2 separate regions of the Homo sapiens genome follow, and region 1 is linked to region 2. The links are chromatin loops, found by intact Hi-C in ENCODE. Cell type or tissue: heart right ventricle. All regions are shown on one strand. Each heading gives the region's core, and the rest is flanking DNA. Links, peaks and the distances in the headings are about the cores only.

The links. A loop is a pair of places that touch in the nucleus more often than their neighbours do. Peaks named below come from ENCODE experiments on the same cell type or tissue, not always from the same donor. Only the 100,000 strongest peaks of a DNase experiment are listed, where the experiment ranks them.
Region 1: it touches region 2 in a loop (2.1-fold over the local background); 55 of 110 quality-filtered maps call a loop at or near these places.

What each region holds. Positions count from the first base shown.
Region 1 is chr11:67,066,981-67,075,303 of GRCh38, forward strand. RHOD (ras homolog family member D) reads left to right here. Exons shown (of 5, transcript NM_014578.4): 4 at 3,445-3,579; 5 at 4,455-5,037. The coding sequence ends at 4,622. Among named protein-coding and RNA genes, the nearest start is that of RHOD, 14 kb to the left of the region's middle. RefSeq lists an enhancer at 6,941-7,441. In heart right ventricle, for the core only: CTCF peaks have their summits at 4,918 (motif pointing left) and 5,117; a DNase peak (open chromatin) is centred at 4,911; H3K4me3 peaks cover 800 bases.
Region 2 is chr11:67,314,433-67,322,755 of GRCh38, forward strand. It overlaps LOC100130987 (a long non-coding RNA gene), which reads left to right and starts at 3,407. Exons shown (of 4, transcript NR_024469.1): 1 at 3,407-3,765; 2 at 6,838-6,901. RefSeq lists enhancers at 3,038-3,087, 3,128-3,557 and a silencer at 3,778-3,827. In heart right ventricle, for the core only: a CTCF peak has its summit at 3,308 (motif pointing left); a DNase peak (open chromatin) is centred at 3,339; H3K4me3 peaks cover 2,416 bases; H3K27ac peaks cover 1,760 bases.

The DNA.
Region 1 (8,323 bases), core at 155-8,154, 250 kb before region 2:
TATGGGGAAACTGAGGCTCAGAGTGGGGCAGTGGCTTGCCCAGGGTTGCTGGCACAGGGATTTGGTGGCAGCGTCTGCCCTTCTGACTCCCAGTACAGTGCTCCTTGCCTACCCTATGCTGCAGACTCCGAACACTGTGGCTCTTCCCACGGCGGCTCTGCCTGAGGTTGCTGGGTGAGCCAGAGGCTGCTACATCTCCCCAGCCTGTGCCCGCCCAAGGTGCATGAACAGTCAAGTCAGAGTCCAGCAGCTCTGCGTGGCTGCTGGTTCTCAGAGGCTGCTCATGGGCATCAGGGATGTGGCCCCTTGAATTCCTCTGCTCCAGCTGCCTTTAGCCATGGCACAGCCCCTCACCCACTGCTGCCAGGGCCTCCGAGTTTCCGCAGGGTACAGCCCATGACAGTATTTGCAACAACAACAACAACGGTGACAATTTTAAGGACTGACCACGTGCCAGGCAGTGTTCTTGGTACTTGCATGTATTTACTCATTTACTCCCCCGGCCAACCTTATGGAGTATTATTATTCCCGGATCCAGTCACTCGTCCAAAGATACACATCTATTAAAGTGGTAACACTGGGATTTGAACCCAGGCAGGCTGCTCCGCCCATTCATTCAGAACGAATGATTGAGCACATTCGTTCTGGTGCTGTTCTGGGCATTGGGTACCAGGAGAGATGGTGGTGCCTGGGGCCAGGGTGCTAGCAGTGGGGGTGACGAGAAGGGGGCTGATTCTGAATCGGTCTAGAAGGCGGAGTTTGCTGATGATCAGAGTTTCTTGTTGGATTGGATGTGGGTGGGAGGGAGGAGTTTTTTTGTTTGTTTGTTTGTTTTTTGAAACGGAGTCTTGCTCTGTCACCCAGGCTGGAGTGCAGTGGCGCCATCTCGGCTCACTACAAGCTCTGCCTCCCAGGTTGATACCATTCTCCTGCCTCAGCCTCCTGAGTAGCTGGGACTACAGGCGCCCGCCACCACGCCCGGCTAATTTTTTGTATTTTTAGTAGAGACGGGGTTTCACCATGTTAGCCAGGATGGTCTTGATCTCCTGACCTCGTGATCCGCCCGCCTCGGCCTCCCAAAGTGCTGGGATTACAGGCGTGAGCCACCACGCCCAGCCTGGGAGGAGTTTTTACCAGAGCAGCTGGAAGGTGGAGTTGCCCTTGGCCAAGATGACAAGGAGCAAGCTGGGTTCGGGAGTGGGACATCCTAGTGGAGGTGTCCGGCAGGCAGTGCGATGCATGCGTCTGCAGTTCCTCCGAGCAGGCAGTCCAGCTGGGCAGCCTAAATGCAGCTGCACATTTAGAAGCTACGGGTGCAGTAAAGCCTGGGGGAGGCTGCCCAGGAAGGGAGAGCAGCTAGAGGAGAGGAAAGACCACAGGCTGAACCCCAGGGAGAGGAGGAGGAGGGCAAGGCCCCATAAGACCTAGGAGAGCCAGGAGAGTGGGGTCCTGGGGTGAAGTGCAGGCTCAGTCAGGTAGGAGGGAGTGATGCCCAGGGTCGGGGTTATCGAGGGATCAGTAGGAGCAGGGCTAAGGATTCTCTGATGGTGGCCGGGTGCGGTAGCTCACGCCTTGTAATCCCAGCACTTTGGGAGGCTGAGGAGGGTGGATTATTTGAGGAGTTTGAGACCAGCCTGACCAACATGGTGAAACCCCGTTGCTACTAAAAATACAAAAATTAGCCGGGCGTGGTGGCACATGCCTATAACCCAGCTACTTGGGAGGCTGAGGCAGGAGAATTGCTTGAACCCGGGAGGCGGAGGTTGCAGTGAGCCAAGATCGCACCACTGCACTCCAGTCTGGGCGACAGAGCGGGACTGTCTCAAAAAAGAGAGGATTCACTGCTGGGTTCAGTGGGAGCCACCAAGGAAACCTTTCTCATGGGCAGTTTCGGTGGATGCGGGGGTGTGGGGAATCTGCCAGGGACCCCACAAAGGCCCCATTTGCTTCCAGGAATGAGGTAGTTTGATGCCAATTTTTGTTTGTTTGTTTGTTTGTTTGTTTTGAGACAGAGTCTCACTCTGTCTCCCAGGCTGGAGTGCAGTGGTACAATCTGGGCTCACTGCAACCTCCACCTCCTGGGTTCAAGCGATTCTCCTGCCTCAGCCTCCCGAGTAGCTAGGATTGCAGGCTTGAGCCACCAAGCCCGGCTGATGCCAATTTTTATCAGGCAAGTTTCATGCCCAAACCAGCCGACTTCAGCCGACTTAGTGCTCCTGGAGATAGGAAGCCCCCTCCCGGGATCCCCGGCTCCCCAGCTGTAGTCCAGGCTGAAAGAACTCGGCCCTGGTGGCCTCACATTCTGCAGAGCAGCCCTCCCTCCACCAGGCAAGCAGTTGAGGCAGACAGCTGCTGCAACCATTTTGTGAGCAGATTTATTTATTTATTATTTTTTTGAGACGGAGTCTCACTCTGTAGCCCAGGCTGGAGTGCAGTGGCTCCATCTCAGCTCACTGCAACCTCCGCCTCCCAGGTTCAAGCGATTCTCCTGCCTCAGCCTCCAGAGTAGCTGGGACTACAGGTGCACGCCACCACGCCCAGCTAATTTTTGTATTTTTAGTAGAGACGGGGTTTCCCCTTGTTGGCCAGGCTGGTCTCGAACTCCTGACCTCAGGTGATCTGCCTGCCCTCAGCCTCCCAAAGTGCTGGGATTACAGGCGTGAGCCACCGAGCCCGGCCTGGATTGATTGATTTATTTTTATCTTTTTAATTGATTTATTTATTTATTTTGAGATGGAGTTTCACTCTGTCGCCCAGGCTGGAATGCAGTGGCGCGATCTCAGCTCCCTGCAACCTCCGCCTCCCAGGTTCATGCCATTCTCCTGCCTCAGCCTCCCGAGCAGCTGGGATTACAGGCACCCGCCATCATGCCCACCTAAATTTTGTATTTTTACTAGAGACAGGGTTTCACTGTTGGCCAGGCTGGTCTCAAACTCCTGACCTCAGGTGTTCCACCTGCCTCAGGCTCCCAAAGTGCTGGGATTACAGGCGTGAGCCACCACACCTGGCCCAGATTTGTTTTTAAAGGATCCCTTACTTCCTTATATGTTTTGCTCAGTTTGGTGGGTGTCCATGAGGGCCCTTACCCTGCAGAGAGGAAAGATTCTAGAACGGCAGGAGCAGGGTTCTGAGCCCCACCCCCAGGCTCAAATCCTGCCATTTCCAGCCAAGGCCAAGTTACATCGCCTTTCTGTGCCTCAGTTACCGCACCTGTACAGTGGGATTGGTTGTGAACTTGCTGCCACGGCCTCGGGGAATTAATGGGTCCATACGTGTAAATTCTTAGATGAGGTTCTGGTACCAAATAGTTTCTCCCTAGGTGCTGGCTTTGCTGATTATCCATATCAGAGCTCAGGCTGGGGAGCAAGAGAGTGGTCCACTGAGAGGGCCAGAACTCTCCAGGGCTCACACATGCCCCCCACATGCCCCCTCGCCCCCCTGCAGTGGTACCCAGAAGTGAATCATTTCTGCAAGAAGGTACCCATCATCGTCGTGGGCTGCAAGACTGACCTGCGCAAGGACAAATCACTGGTGAACAAGCTCCGAAGAAACGGATTGGAGCCTGTGACCTACCACAGGGTAGGAAACCCAGCCCGAGGTGGGAGTTGGGGAGGACTGAGTGAGGGGACCTCTGGATGCCTCTCAGTGGCACCAGGTGTCCAGAACGCTCAGGGTGTAGGTCAGAGCTGCGGTCGTCTTAGAGGCTGTCAGAGGTCAGAAACTTCCAGCACTTAGAAATGGTCCCTAGAATATTCTGGGAGCCTCCACAGGCAAAAGGGAGAACAAGGAAGTAGGCATATCAGAGTCAGTTCCACCACCAACCTGAGACCCAGAGAGGGGGCCCAGGCAGGCACCCACATATTCAGACCGTGGGTCCCTCTCTGCTACACGTCTGGGTTCATGGGAAGTTCATTTCTTGGTGCCTTGAGAGGCAAAGAGGCCCAGAACGGAGGTTAAAAACAACGAAGGCTGGCAGGGCGCAGGGGCTCACGCCTGTAATCCCAGCACTTGGGAGGCCGAGGTGGGTGGATCACTTGAAGTCAGGAGTTCGAGACCAGCCAGGGCAAAATAGCGAGACCCTGTCTCTACCAAAAATACAAAAAATTAGCCAAGTGGTGTGGTGGCGGGTGCCTGTAGTCCTAGCTACTCTGGAGGCAGAGGCAGGAGAATCACTTGAACCCGGTTGGAGGAGCTGCAGTGAGCTGAGATCGCACCACTGCACTCCAGCCTGGACGACAGAGCAAGACTCCGTCTCAAAAAAATAATAATAATAAAAATAAAGAAAAGAAAAACAAACATGATGAAGTGCATGAGGGCGCTTGGGCAAGCAGGGATACGGGAGCCATGGGTGCTCCGCAGACCCCACCTTCCACTCTTGTCCGGGAAAAGGAAGCGAGAACGTGAGGCCTGCCCAGTGCCCCCTTCACCGCAGCCCCATCCACCTCTCCCTCTAGGGCCAGGAGATGGCGAGGTCCGTGGGCGCGGTGGCCTACCTCGAGTGCTCGGCTCGGCTCCATGACAACGTCCACGCCGTCTTCCAGGAGGCCGCCGAGGTGGCCCTCAGCAGCCGCGGTCGCAACTTCTGGCGGCGGATTACCCAGGGCTTTTGCGTGGTGACCTGAGCGGCTCGGGGCGTCCCAGCGACGCGGGAAGGGGCAGGGCGCTGACCTGCTGCTGAGCTGGCTGGGCTGGACCCGGTCCCTAGGCTGTGACCGCCGAACTCCACTGCAACAGACGGGCGCCACCAAAGCCAGGCCCTGAGGCCTGGGAGTCCTGGACTGAGAAAGGGGGTTCCTGGGCCCACCTGCTCTGTGTAGGGCTCGTCCTGCGGTGCCCGAGAATCACTCGCTAACCCCTATGCCCGGTCCCGGACCGACATCCTGGAGCCGCCTGTGCAGCCTGATGCCCCCTCGTGGCTGCTCCCAGGGCTGCACCTGCCAGGACCTAATGTTCTTAGGTCCCTCTGGCCAGAACCCACACCCGGCCCCTTCCCACCTGTCATACTGGTAACTGTAACAAGAAAAACGACATCACTTATCATTGTGTCGTGCCTCTTTTTTCTGTTTTCTTTTTTTTGAGACGGAGTCTCGTTCTATCGCCCAGGCTGGAGTGCAGTGGCGCATTTCAGCTCACTGCAACCTGTGCCTCCTGGGTTCAAGCGATTCTCCTGTCTCAGCCTCCTGAGTAGCTGGGATTACAGGCGCGCGCCACCACACCCGGATAATTTTTGTATTTTCTTTAGCAGAGACGGGGTTTCACCATGTTGGTGAGGCTGGTCTCGAACTCCTGACCTCATGATCCACCCGCCTCGGCCTCCCAAAGTGCTGGGATTACAGCCATGAGCCACCACGCCCTGCCTATGCCTCTTGTTTCAAGGTGTCTTTACACACACGTTCCAAGGTAGGTAAAAGCCCACCCCATCTAGGCACTGGGATGGGACTGCTTGGATCCAAACCAGCTTTATTGCTTCCACGACCTTGGGCAAGTTCTTCTGGGCCTCAGCTTCCTCACCTGTGAAATGGATCACAGACTAAGCCATGGAACTTTCGGATGAGTAAGAGGGTCATGAGGACCAACACACGCAAAGAGCTTAGTAGGTGCCTAGCACGCAGTAAGTGCTCACAAAAGGTTCGGCCAGGGCCGAGCACAGTGACTCATGCCTGTAATCCCAGCACTTTGGGAGGCCGACGTGGGTGGATCACGAGGTCAGGAGTTTGAGACCAGCCTGACCAACATGGTGAAACCCCCATCTCTACTAAAAATACAAAAATTAGCCAGGCGTGGTGGCCCACACCTGTAATCCCAGCTACTCCAGAGGCTGAGGCAGGAGAATAGGTTGCAGTGAGCCGAGATCACACCACTGCACTCCAGCCCAGGCAACACAACGAGACTCCTTCTCAAAAAAAAAAAAGGTGTAGCCAGGTGCTGTGGCACACCTGTCCCAGCCACGATTGTACCAGTGCACTCCAGCTTGGGCTACAAAGCAGAAAAAAAAAAAAAAAAAGAAAAAAAAGTGGCCGGGTGTGTTGGCTTACGCCTGTAATTCCAACACTTTGGGAGGCTGAGGCGGATGGATCACCTGAGGTCAGGAGTTCGAGACCAGCCTAGTGGTCACATGGTGAAACCCGGTCTCTACTAAAAATATAAAAATTAGTTGGATGTGGTGGTACGTCCCTGTAATCCCAGCTACTTGGGAGGCTGAGGCTGGAGAATCACTTGAATCCGGGAAGTGGAAGTTGCAGTGAGCTGAGATCACGCCACTGCACTCCAGCCTGGGTGACAGAGCGAGACTCTGTCAAAAAAAAAAAAAAAAAAAAAAAAAAAAAAGGATCTTGACTTCTGACTTCAGAGCAGTTGAGGCTTGTGCAAGAAGAAAAATCTGCAAGAAGTCTGCATAAAAAGCATAACAGCAAAACCATCAAGGGCTCCAAGAACACAGGGAAGTTACAGAGGAGAGCTGTCTGAGCTAGGTTAAGCTCACTAGGCTTGGGGAGAATAGGGAAGAATATTCTGGGTGCAGGGTATGCTTAGGGGAAGAGCAATCAGGCTGGAAATGGAAGCTGGGAAAAGTTGTTTCCCATCCCTGAGCAGGTGAGATTAAAAGTTCAGTGGGGCCTGGTGTGGTGGCTCGCGCCTGTAATCCCAGCACTTTGGGAGGCTGAGAAGGGTAGATCACCTGAGGTCAGGAGTTCGAGACCAGCCTGGACAACATGTTGAAACCCCATCTCTACTAAAAATACAAAAAAATTAGCTGGGCATGGTGGTGGGCACCTGTAAACCCAGCTACTCAGGAGGCTGAGGAAGGAGAATCACTTGAACCCGGGAGGCGGAGGTTGCAGTAAGCCGAGATCACGCCACTGCACTCCAGACTGGGCAACAAGAGCAAAACTCTGTCTCAAAAAAGAACCATAACAATAAATTAATAAATAATAATAATTTAAAAATAAAATATATAAATAATAAAAATTTTAAAAAAAGAAACCTCACAGTGGGGACTGGAATCTAGGTAGGGTTTTCCACGTTGGCCCCTAACACTATTTCACTTGCGGCAGCTCGGCCCTGTAATCTGAGCTGTGAGGCCCCACGTTGCTGAAGCAGTCCCCCACCTGGAGCTGTTTCTGATGAAACTTCCGGGACAGGTGTCAGCAGCTGGTTCTCATTAAGGATCATGTGTATCAGCGCAAAAGAAATGGTCCAGTTCGGCTGGGCGCGGTGGCTCACACCTGTAATCCCAACACTTTGGGAGGCCAAGGCAGGTGGATTGCTTGAGGCCAAGAGTTCAAGACCAGCCTGGCTAACATAGTGAAACCCTGTCTCTATAAAAAACACAAAAATTAGCCAGGTGTGGTAGCACGCATCTGTAGTCCCAGCTACTCAGGAGGCTGAGGCAGGAGAGTTGTTTGAACCTGCGACGCAGTGGTTGCAGTGAGCTGAGAACACACCACTACCCTCCAGCCTGGATGACAGAGTGAGACTCTGTCTCAAAAAAAAGAAAATACATGTTTGGTTTTGGAACTTCCCAAGAGCTTTAATTAGGCTCACAGTACAGTTGGAGAATATTTGGGTTTGAGTCCAGAGCACATGGCCATAGAGTAGCTTAGTGCAGCTTTGGCTGCTGGTTCATGGTTTGGTTCAGATCGAGCCTCCGAGCATAAGAAAGTTACTCATTCAGGCCAGAAATGAAGCTGTGGTGGGGGAGTCATAAGTGCCCTGCTCACCTTGTGGCTTGGCCAGATGGGTAGACAGTGGGGGTGCTCAAACTTCATCTGATTCAGGACACCCCAAGATCTCTCTTAGGAATGACCTCCCCCTCAAGCCCCGGCAGGATTCTTTTTTTTTTTTTTTTACAGACAGGGTCTTGCTCTGTTGCCCAGGCTGGAGTGCAGTGGTGCAATCATAGCTCACTGCAGCCTCAACCTCCTGGGCTCAAGCAATCCTCCTGCCTCAGCCTCCCGAGTAGCTGGGACTACAGTTGCCCACCACACCTGGCTAATCCCCCTGCAGGGTTCTAAGTGCTGTAGAGCAGAGTAGATCATGGGGTGGGCTTGTCACTGAATTGGTTTTAATAAGTTCACATTGACTTAAGACTCACTGAGGCTGGGCGTGGCTGCTCACGCCTGTAATCCCAGAACTTTGAGAGGCCAAGGCAGGTGGATCACCTGAGGTCAGGAGTTCAAGACCAGCCTGGCCCATATGGTGAAACCCCATCTCTACTAAAAATACAAAAATAAGCTGTGTGTGATGGCACGTGCCTGTAATCCCAGCTTCTAGGGAGGCTGAGGCATGAGAATTGCTTCAATCCGGGAGGTGGAGGTTGCAGTGA
Region 2 (8,323 bases), core at 75-8,074:
GTGGTGAGAGTGTCGGGGTAAGCCAAGGCCAGGCCCTGCCCCTCCTGCAGCCTGTGCATCTCAGAAGGCAGGTCCAATCAGGAACTCAGAGCTGTGGGGCTCACTAGAATCCACTAGAATCCAGGAGGATTCTAAGAAGTAAGAAGTCAGCAAACAGGGAAATGAAGACTGGAGGGGAAACCGCATCAAAAATACAGACAAGAGGGTGCCGGGTGTGGTGGCTCATGCCTGTAATCCCAGCACTTTGGGAGGCTGAGGCAGGCGGATTGCTTGAGCCCAGGAGTTCGAGACCAGCCTGAGCAACATGGTGAAACCCCATCTCTACAAAACAAAACAAAACTACAAACAATTAGGAACCCTATTGGCTGGGTGCAGTGGCTCACGCCTGTAGTTCCAATACTTTGGGAGGCTAAGGTGGTTGGATCACCTGAGGTCAGGAGTTCGAGACCAGCCTGGCCAATGTGGCAAAACACTGTCTCTACTAAAAATACAAAAATTAGCTGGGTGTGGTGGCGTGCACTTGTAATCCCAGCTATTTGGGAGCCTGAGGCAGGAGAATTGCTCGAACCTGGGAGGCTGAGGTCGCAATGAGCCAAGATTGCGCCATTGCACTCCAGCTTGGGTGACAGAGTGAGACTCCGTCTCCAAAAAAAAATAAAAATAAAAAAAACCCTATGTATACACAAAGCTCACCCAAATTGCTAAAGGGGCAAAAAATAATAAGAAGGATATAAAATGAAAAGTAAATCTCACTCCTACTCTGTCCTCTAGTCCTTCACATCTACTCAGGCAATGACTTGTTACCAGCTGCCTTTGATGCCCTCCAGGTACCCCATGCTTATGTAATCAAATATATTGGTATGTGTATTTTTTAAAAATACAGACAATAGCATGTTAACATACTATTCTACACTTTGAAAATTGGTTCATATCAGAGTTCCACATCGGTACCGTGGTGTTATATATACATTGGTTTTCATCCAGGCTCCTGGCTCATAACCCTCATAGCCCTTGTTCAGTCTTTTGTTCTAATGTTGAGTGTGTCAGGCCTCAGGAGCAGGCCGCAGGAAACAACCTCTTGACATTCTGCCCTCCTCTCCCTTGCCCCAAGGCAGGGCTCTACTGTTCACCCTCACTTTCAGATTGTGGGTTATAAGACCCTCCCCAGAGAGACCCTCCTCCTCACTCTATACCCTGGTGTAAGGAATGCTGATGTCATGAAGCTTCCATTAAAAACCCAAGAGGACTGGCTTCTTGGAGCTCTGGGTAGCTGACCATGTGCAGGTTCCTCCCCGGTGGTGCACCTAGGGAGGGTGTGCACACTCCGCACCCTCCCCCGTGCACATCTTTTCACCTTTATCCTTTGTAGTATCCTTTATAATAAGCCACTAAACGTAAGTGTTTCTTTGAGTTCTGTGAGCTGCTCCAGCAAATTAATCAAACCGAAAGAGGGGATCGTGGGAACCCCAACTTGAAGCTGGTCAGGCAGAAGTTCTGGAGGCCTGGACTTTTGACTGGGATCTGAGGGGAGGGAGATGCAGTCTTGGGGGCTGAGCCTCAACCTGTGCGATCCGACACTATCTCCCGGTAGACAGAGTTGGAATTGAATTGGAGGCCACCCAGCTGGTCTGTTGCTTGGTGTGTGGGGAGAAAAACCCCACACCTTTTTTTTTTTTTTTTGAGATGGATTCTCACTCTTGTCCACCCAGGCTAGAGTGCAATGGCGCAATCTTGGCTCACTGCAACCACCACCTTCCAGGTTGAAGCGATTCTCCTGCCGCAGCCTCCCGAGTAGCTAGGATTACAGGTGCCCACCACCATGCCTGGCTAATTTTTTTTGGTATTTTTAGTAGAGATGGGGGTTTCACCATGCTGGCGAGGCTGGTCTCGAACTCCTGACCTCAGGTGATCCACCCGTTTCGGCCTCCCAAAACGCTAGGATTACAGGCGTGAGCCATTGCGCCTGGCCAACCCAATATCTTTGGTCACCAAAGTCTTACGTGTTGATAATTGTGATGGTGTGAGAGCAGAGGAAAAACGCCATTTGAGTTTTCCCCCCAAATAGTACATAAAAGATTTGCCTCATTTAAAAAATAACCACACATGTTCTATTTTATGGAATCCATCAGTTAAGTGGTCATTTATTGATGAACATTTAGGTTGTCTGAGGGCTCCCCCCCGCCCCCATTCCAGGTAATGCTTTATAAAGCACTTTTGTGGCCGGGCGGGGTGGCTCACGCCTGTAATCCCAGCACTTCGGGAGGCCAAGGCGGGTGGATAACGAGGTCAGGAGATCGAGACCATCCTGGCTAACACGGTGAAACCCCGTTTCTACTAAAAATACAAAAAAATTAGCCGGGCATGGTGGCGGGCGCCTGTAGTCCCAGCTACTCGGGAGAATGGCGTGAACCCGGGAGGCGGAGCTTGCAGTGAGCCGAGATAGTGCCACTGCACTCCAGCCTGGGCGACAGAGAGAGACTCCATCTCCAAAAAAAAAAATCTTTTCTTTTTTTTTTTTTGTGCCACGACGCTGGCTAATTTTCATATTTTTAGTAGAAGAGGGGGTCTCGCCATGTTGCCCAGGCTGGTCTCTAACTCCTGACCTCAGGTGATCCACCCCCTCCGTCTCCCAAAGTCCTGGGATTACAGACGTGAGCCACCGCGCCTGCCCCAATACCATCGTTTTCTAGAAATGAGGAAACTGAGGCTCAGAGAAGTAACTACTAATCTCTAACAGAGCCGGAATCAGATCCTAGGTTTCTAGATTCTCATTCCAAGAGACTAACGCGGGAGCGGGGAAGGTGGCTCCTGGGCAGTCAACTGACTGCACATTTCCGCCCAAGGCGGGACCTGGATCCAGAAGTGCTTGGAGCTCGCGGGTGGGAGGATCAGGATGACTGCTGCTCCCGGAGCCCGACTTCAACTCCCACCGGGCATAGGAGCCTCTCAGCAGCGCGAGGGGTCGCCCAGCCTGGACCTGGAACGCTTGCAGCACGACCGTCGCGCGCTTCCCTCCGGAACCAGCTCCCACCGTCACAGCCCCCTCCCTCGGCCGCTCCCGGCTCAGCCCAGGCTGGGGCGGGGCCTCGGAAGCAACTGCCCTCGCCCTAGCCAGGGCTGCCGCTTGTTAGGCCAAGTTTTCAAACGGCAAAATCAACCGCGCTGAAGAGACTGTGCCTCCTTCTCTTCACTCCGCATCCCAGACGCCTCAGAGAAACTACCTTTCAGACCTTCGCGGCCTCTCCTGCGCCCGCAGCGCCCGGCAGCTGGGGACCCGGGCTTAGCCACATCGACCGCAACGTTCGCGCGCCACCTTGTGTCCATTCCCTTAGCCTCCAGGGACAACCCGGAAACCACATTTCCCAGCGTGCCGAGCGCCTCTGCGCAGGCGCAAAGAGTTTCCCTCGTTGCCATGGGAACCTCGCCCCTTCTAGAGTCCTGGCCGCTTGACTCAGCTAAGCGCGAAGGTGTTGTTTCTTCCTGAGGTGCGCTGGGGCTGGGACCCGGTCTGCAGAAGGTCCAGGGGATGGCGTCGGGGGATTGAGGAGAGGAGACCAAGCCGGCCTTGCCTCCGGGACCAGCGCTTCCAAATTCTCTGGGGCGTCCCGGCGCGCACACGCTCCTGAGGCCTCGGCGTTCTGAGGAAAGGGGCTGGCGTGGCGACCCGGGTCCTCGAGGCCGAGATCTGGCTGTGGCCCGCGAAGCCCCGCTTGCCCGCGCCAGCGTCTTGTCACCCCGAGCCGAGGGCCTGCGCGCGGCCGACAGGTACTCCCGGGCGCTGGCAGCCCACGGGGAGGGTTCGCGGCGCAGGTGAACGCGGAGGTAGAATCAGACAGGGCAGTGAGTGCGCCCGGGGCTGGATCTGGCTCAGCCGCTGGTGGATTCGGAACCCGGGAGGCCCCCAGGCCCGGTGGGCTTCAGTTCCCACGCTCTGTAAAATGGGGCTTGGACTGGAATTCTAGTGTCCATTGAGATTCTGTTGCAGAGCAGCCCCCTGGCTCTGTGTGACCTACGAGTTCCTTCCTCTGTAAAATACGGAGGCTGAGACCGATGATCCTAACGTCTCTTCCTACGGTGCAGTATGTTACACACTGCTGGCCCCATTGCCCCTTATTGCACCCCAAGTGCAAGAAGAAAGAAGGGGACCTGGGATGATCTGAGCAAGACTCTCAGCTTGGGATCTAGAGTCAGAGAAACTTGGGTTTGTGACTTTGGGCAAAGTTAGGACATCTCTTGAGACTCAGCTTCTTCATTTGCAAGATTGGGGATAATGTTAATACTACCTCAGGTTTTTGAGGATTAAATGAGATGACGCATGTAAGTTTTTAGCCCAGGGACTGCATAGAGGAACTGCTATCCCAGGTCCCAACTATCGTTTCTGATAATTTCTACAATAGTCCCTAGCCACCATAAGACCTTTTCTTAATTTTTGAATTCACTTTATTTCTGGGCAAGTTCATTCTCCTAAGCAGGGCGGTTTTTTGCTTTTTGTTCGTTTGTTTATTTTGAGACAGGGTCTCACTGTCACCCAGGCTGGGGTGCGGTGGCGTGATCTCTGCTTACTGCAACCTCCTCCTCCTGGGTTCAAGCGATTATCGTGCCTCAGCCTCCTGAGTAGCTGGGACTACAGGCGTGTGCCATCGCTCCCGGCTAATTTTTGTATTTTTTGTTAGAGATGGGGTTTCACCATGTTGGCCAGGCTGGTCTCAAACTCCTGGCCTCAAGAGATCTGCCCGCCTCGGCCTCCCAAATTGTTGGGATTACAGGCGTGAGCCACCACACCTGGCTAGGCAGGATGGTTTTATAGGCTGATTTTGATGGGGAAACTTGAGTCTTTTCACCCAAGGTTGGATGCTCAAGGCCAGTGTATTGCCTCCCTTCAGCTGTAGGCTGAATTATAGCGTTACCACACAGCATTTAGGGAGGATGCAGGCTTAATGCCACATAGTAGGGTGGATACTTAAGATTCATAGAGGATGTGAGTACTTATGATGCAAAAACAGCTGAATATAGAATTATGTATTTACATAAGACTGGTTACTTTCATGGTTATAAAGAATGCGTAAGAATTCTATGCTGCTTGCATTGAGTTCAAGCTTTGTGTTAATTGAGAAAATTGTAACAAGGAGTTTTAAATTAATGAAAAAAGTATTTTAAAAATCTGGGAACATCCAATAATTTCACGAACAAGCCTTCATTCGTCCAACAAACATCTTTATATGGAAGCTATATTCCGTGAAATTTTTTTTTTTTTTTTGAGACGGAGTCTTGTCTCACTTTGTCTTTCAGGCTGGAGGGCAGTGGTGTGATCTCGGCTCACTGCACCCTCTGCCTCCTGGGTTCAAGCGATTCTCCTGCCTCAGCCTCTCAAGTAGCTGAGATTACAGGCACACGCCACCATGCCTGGCTAATTTTTGTATTTTTAGTAGAGATGAGGTTTCACCATGTTGGCCAGGCTGGTCTTGAACTCCTGACCTCAGGTGATCTGCCCACCTCAGCCTCCCAAAATGGTGGGATTACAGGTGTGAGCCACCACGCTTGGCTTTCCATGAATATTTTTTGAGCACCTACTGTGTACATGGAACTGTGCAGGGTGCTGTGAGGGATATGAAGATGTATAAGACACTCTCTGCCCTCAGGAAATACAGTCTAGTAGAGGAGATCAATTATGCATTTAAAACATATAAAATTCAAGTAGAAAGTGATGTGTCATAGAGAGGTCCAGGTTACTGCTCTGAAGATTCAGAGGCAGGAGAGATCGCTGTCGAGTCACACTGTGTAATGAGAGAATCAAGAAGACAGCTTCTGAACCTCCTAAAGCATGTAAACAATGTGGATATGCCAAGAAGTAGGGAAAAGATATTCTGGGCACCCATTCCATAGCTTTGAGATACATGAAGAAGAGCTATCTGCAGCCCTGATTAAATGGTGAGCTTCTGGGAGGCAGGGACTAGATTTTGGTCAGCGTTTTCCTCCCCTGATTGGCACATGGTTGCCATGGTAAATATTAGTGAATGAATAGGGGCTATGAGTTTCCTGTAGAGAGGAATGGAGCTGTGGTCTCTATATTACCCTGAAGCTCTTTTATTAGACTCACCTGCTGTCTCAGAGCCATTCTTCTAGGGGAAGGAAGCGAATGGGCAGATGATTATGGGGCAAGGGCCATATTGTTGGCATCTTTGGCACAGTACCAGCTGAGAGCCCAGGGAACAAGGTCTCATCAATGGATAGGGGGTTTGTGAGCCTCTTTCCCTGGAACTAAGGTGAAGAACCATGAGGGAAGGAAACGGAAGCATAGGACCATGCAGCAGTCCTCAGGCCAGTGATGGACACTCCCTTGACTCTTGTGTCCATTCTTGGCTTTTCTTTTTCTATGGCTCCTTCCTAGGGAGATTTCTCTCCCATCTGTGACCCAGTTGGGAGTGGGAAACTGTGTCCACCATGCCAGCAGATTGCCAAGGCCTGCCGCTGCTGCACAGGAAGGAAGCTGACTTCAGCCAGGGCCCTGCCATTCTCCAGTTCTGTCCAGGGCTGAACCTGCCCTAGGAGCTAGCCTTGAAGGAGACCCCTTAGAGACAGGTGTCTAATGGCCTGTGGAGGGGAGAATGACCTCAGGAGCTGGGATAGCAAAAGTAGAAAAGGTTGAAAGGAGAATGGCTTGAGGACAGGGCAAATCCTCCCAAGTCCTGTTTAATTCATCCAAGGTCTAGATTCCCCGTGGAATGTTTTGTTGCTCAGAAGGTGGAGTCATCCTTAGAACAAGGAAGCTGGGGAGAGATTAAGCAGGTGCAACCAGACAGGGGATAGAGCACAACTGGCTGTCCTTTTTGTCCCTAGATATGGGATGCTGGAGGACATCTGGGGGCCACAAATGCTCCTTCTCCTGGAGACGCAACTCAAGGTGAGCCTTTACACCATCCTTCTGGCAGCCCGTGCTCCCTCTCCAGAGAATGGTTCTTCCTTTTCATCCTCCTTTCCCACTTCACTCCCGCTCCACAGGCTGCAGGTAAGGGCCTGCAGTGTGTATCAGGATTTCCTTATAGCTAAGTGCATGTGAAGCCTGAGTAGCTCCAGGCCTGGTACTTGATAAGAGGTTATGACAGCCCAGTGCCTGCCATGGAGGCCTCTGTCCACCTACTTCAAGGGCGTTATGGTCCTATACAGTTTACTAAGCACTGGCACTTACATGTGATCTCATTTGACCTCAACAGCTGTAAGGTCTTGTATTGTGACTTTCACTTTTCCACGTGAGGGATCTGATTTCTTAGGTTGTAGGTCAAAGAACTAAATGATGCCACTGAGAGCAGTGATCTTTCCACCACCTCCATAATCACTGACAGGGTGCCATCTGCCTGCTAGTGAGAGCACGGTCCTAGGTTAACCTGAAACTAGACCAAGACTCTCCTTTGTTCCCATTTCAGCTAGAATTTACTGCCCATTTTCCTCAGCGTCTTATCTCAGCACAGCTTCTGCCTGTCATTGGACAAGTTTGATCTGAGTTTCTCTCTCACTCTCATGCTCTCAGTACATGCTGACTTGTTCTCAGGGCACTGAGAACTTGTGCTCTTCCCCTTGACTCTGCCAGGTGCACCCTCTCCCAGATAGGCACCCTGGGTAGCTGTGAGACTTCAGGGGATTCTGTATCTGGGTTAGAGAACCAGGAATAGGAAAACTGTTCTCCCACTGGGTGGGGAAGGAAGTTAGCAAAAGTTTGCCTGATGGGATTGGCCTGGATAGTAATGCTACACCCTATGCGACCCCATCTCATTGGCAGCCCTGGCAGAGCAGCTCAGTGAGCCACAGAGGTAAAGGTGGAAGGTGAGTGCGGCAGGGAATGTAAAGGCTCAGGCTAAAGGCTAAAGCAGGGTCCCACCTGCTGGCATAACTCAAGCCAGAGCCATGGAGGCGGAGGTGGGAGACAGGTTTGGGTAAAGGAGGATGCCCCTGGGGAGAGGGAGCTGGTTATATGCATCCTACCTAATTTATCTTCATATGGCCTGAGAAGGCTTGGAGCTGGCCTGCTTTGCCCAGAACAGCAGCAGCCTGTCTCCCCAGGCAGCACACACTGCTGTGCAGCTCCTCTCTTGGTTTGGCAGACCGACTCCCATCCTCTGATGGCCCTCGAGAGACCTTTTTCACACCCTCCACCCTGCCTGGTGGCTCAGCTAGATGCCTCCCGCAGCTCTGTCCACCGTCTGAGATCTGATCATCCCAAATGTTCCTATGCCAGGCTGAACTCTGCCTTCTCAGAATGTCCTCACTCCTGCCAACCCAAAGCTCTTATTTTCAACACAGAAATGGGAAATTGGGAGGGAGGCTGAGT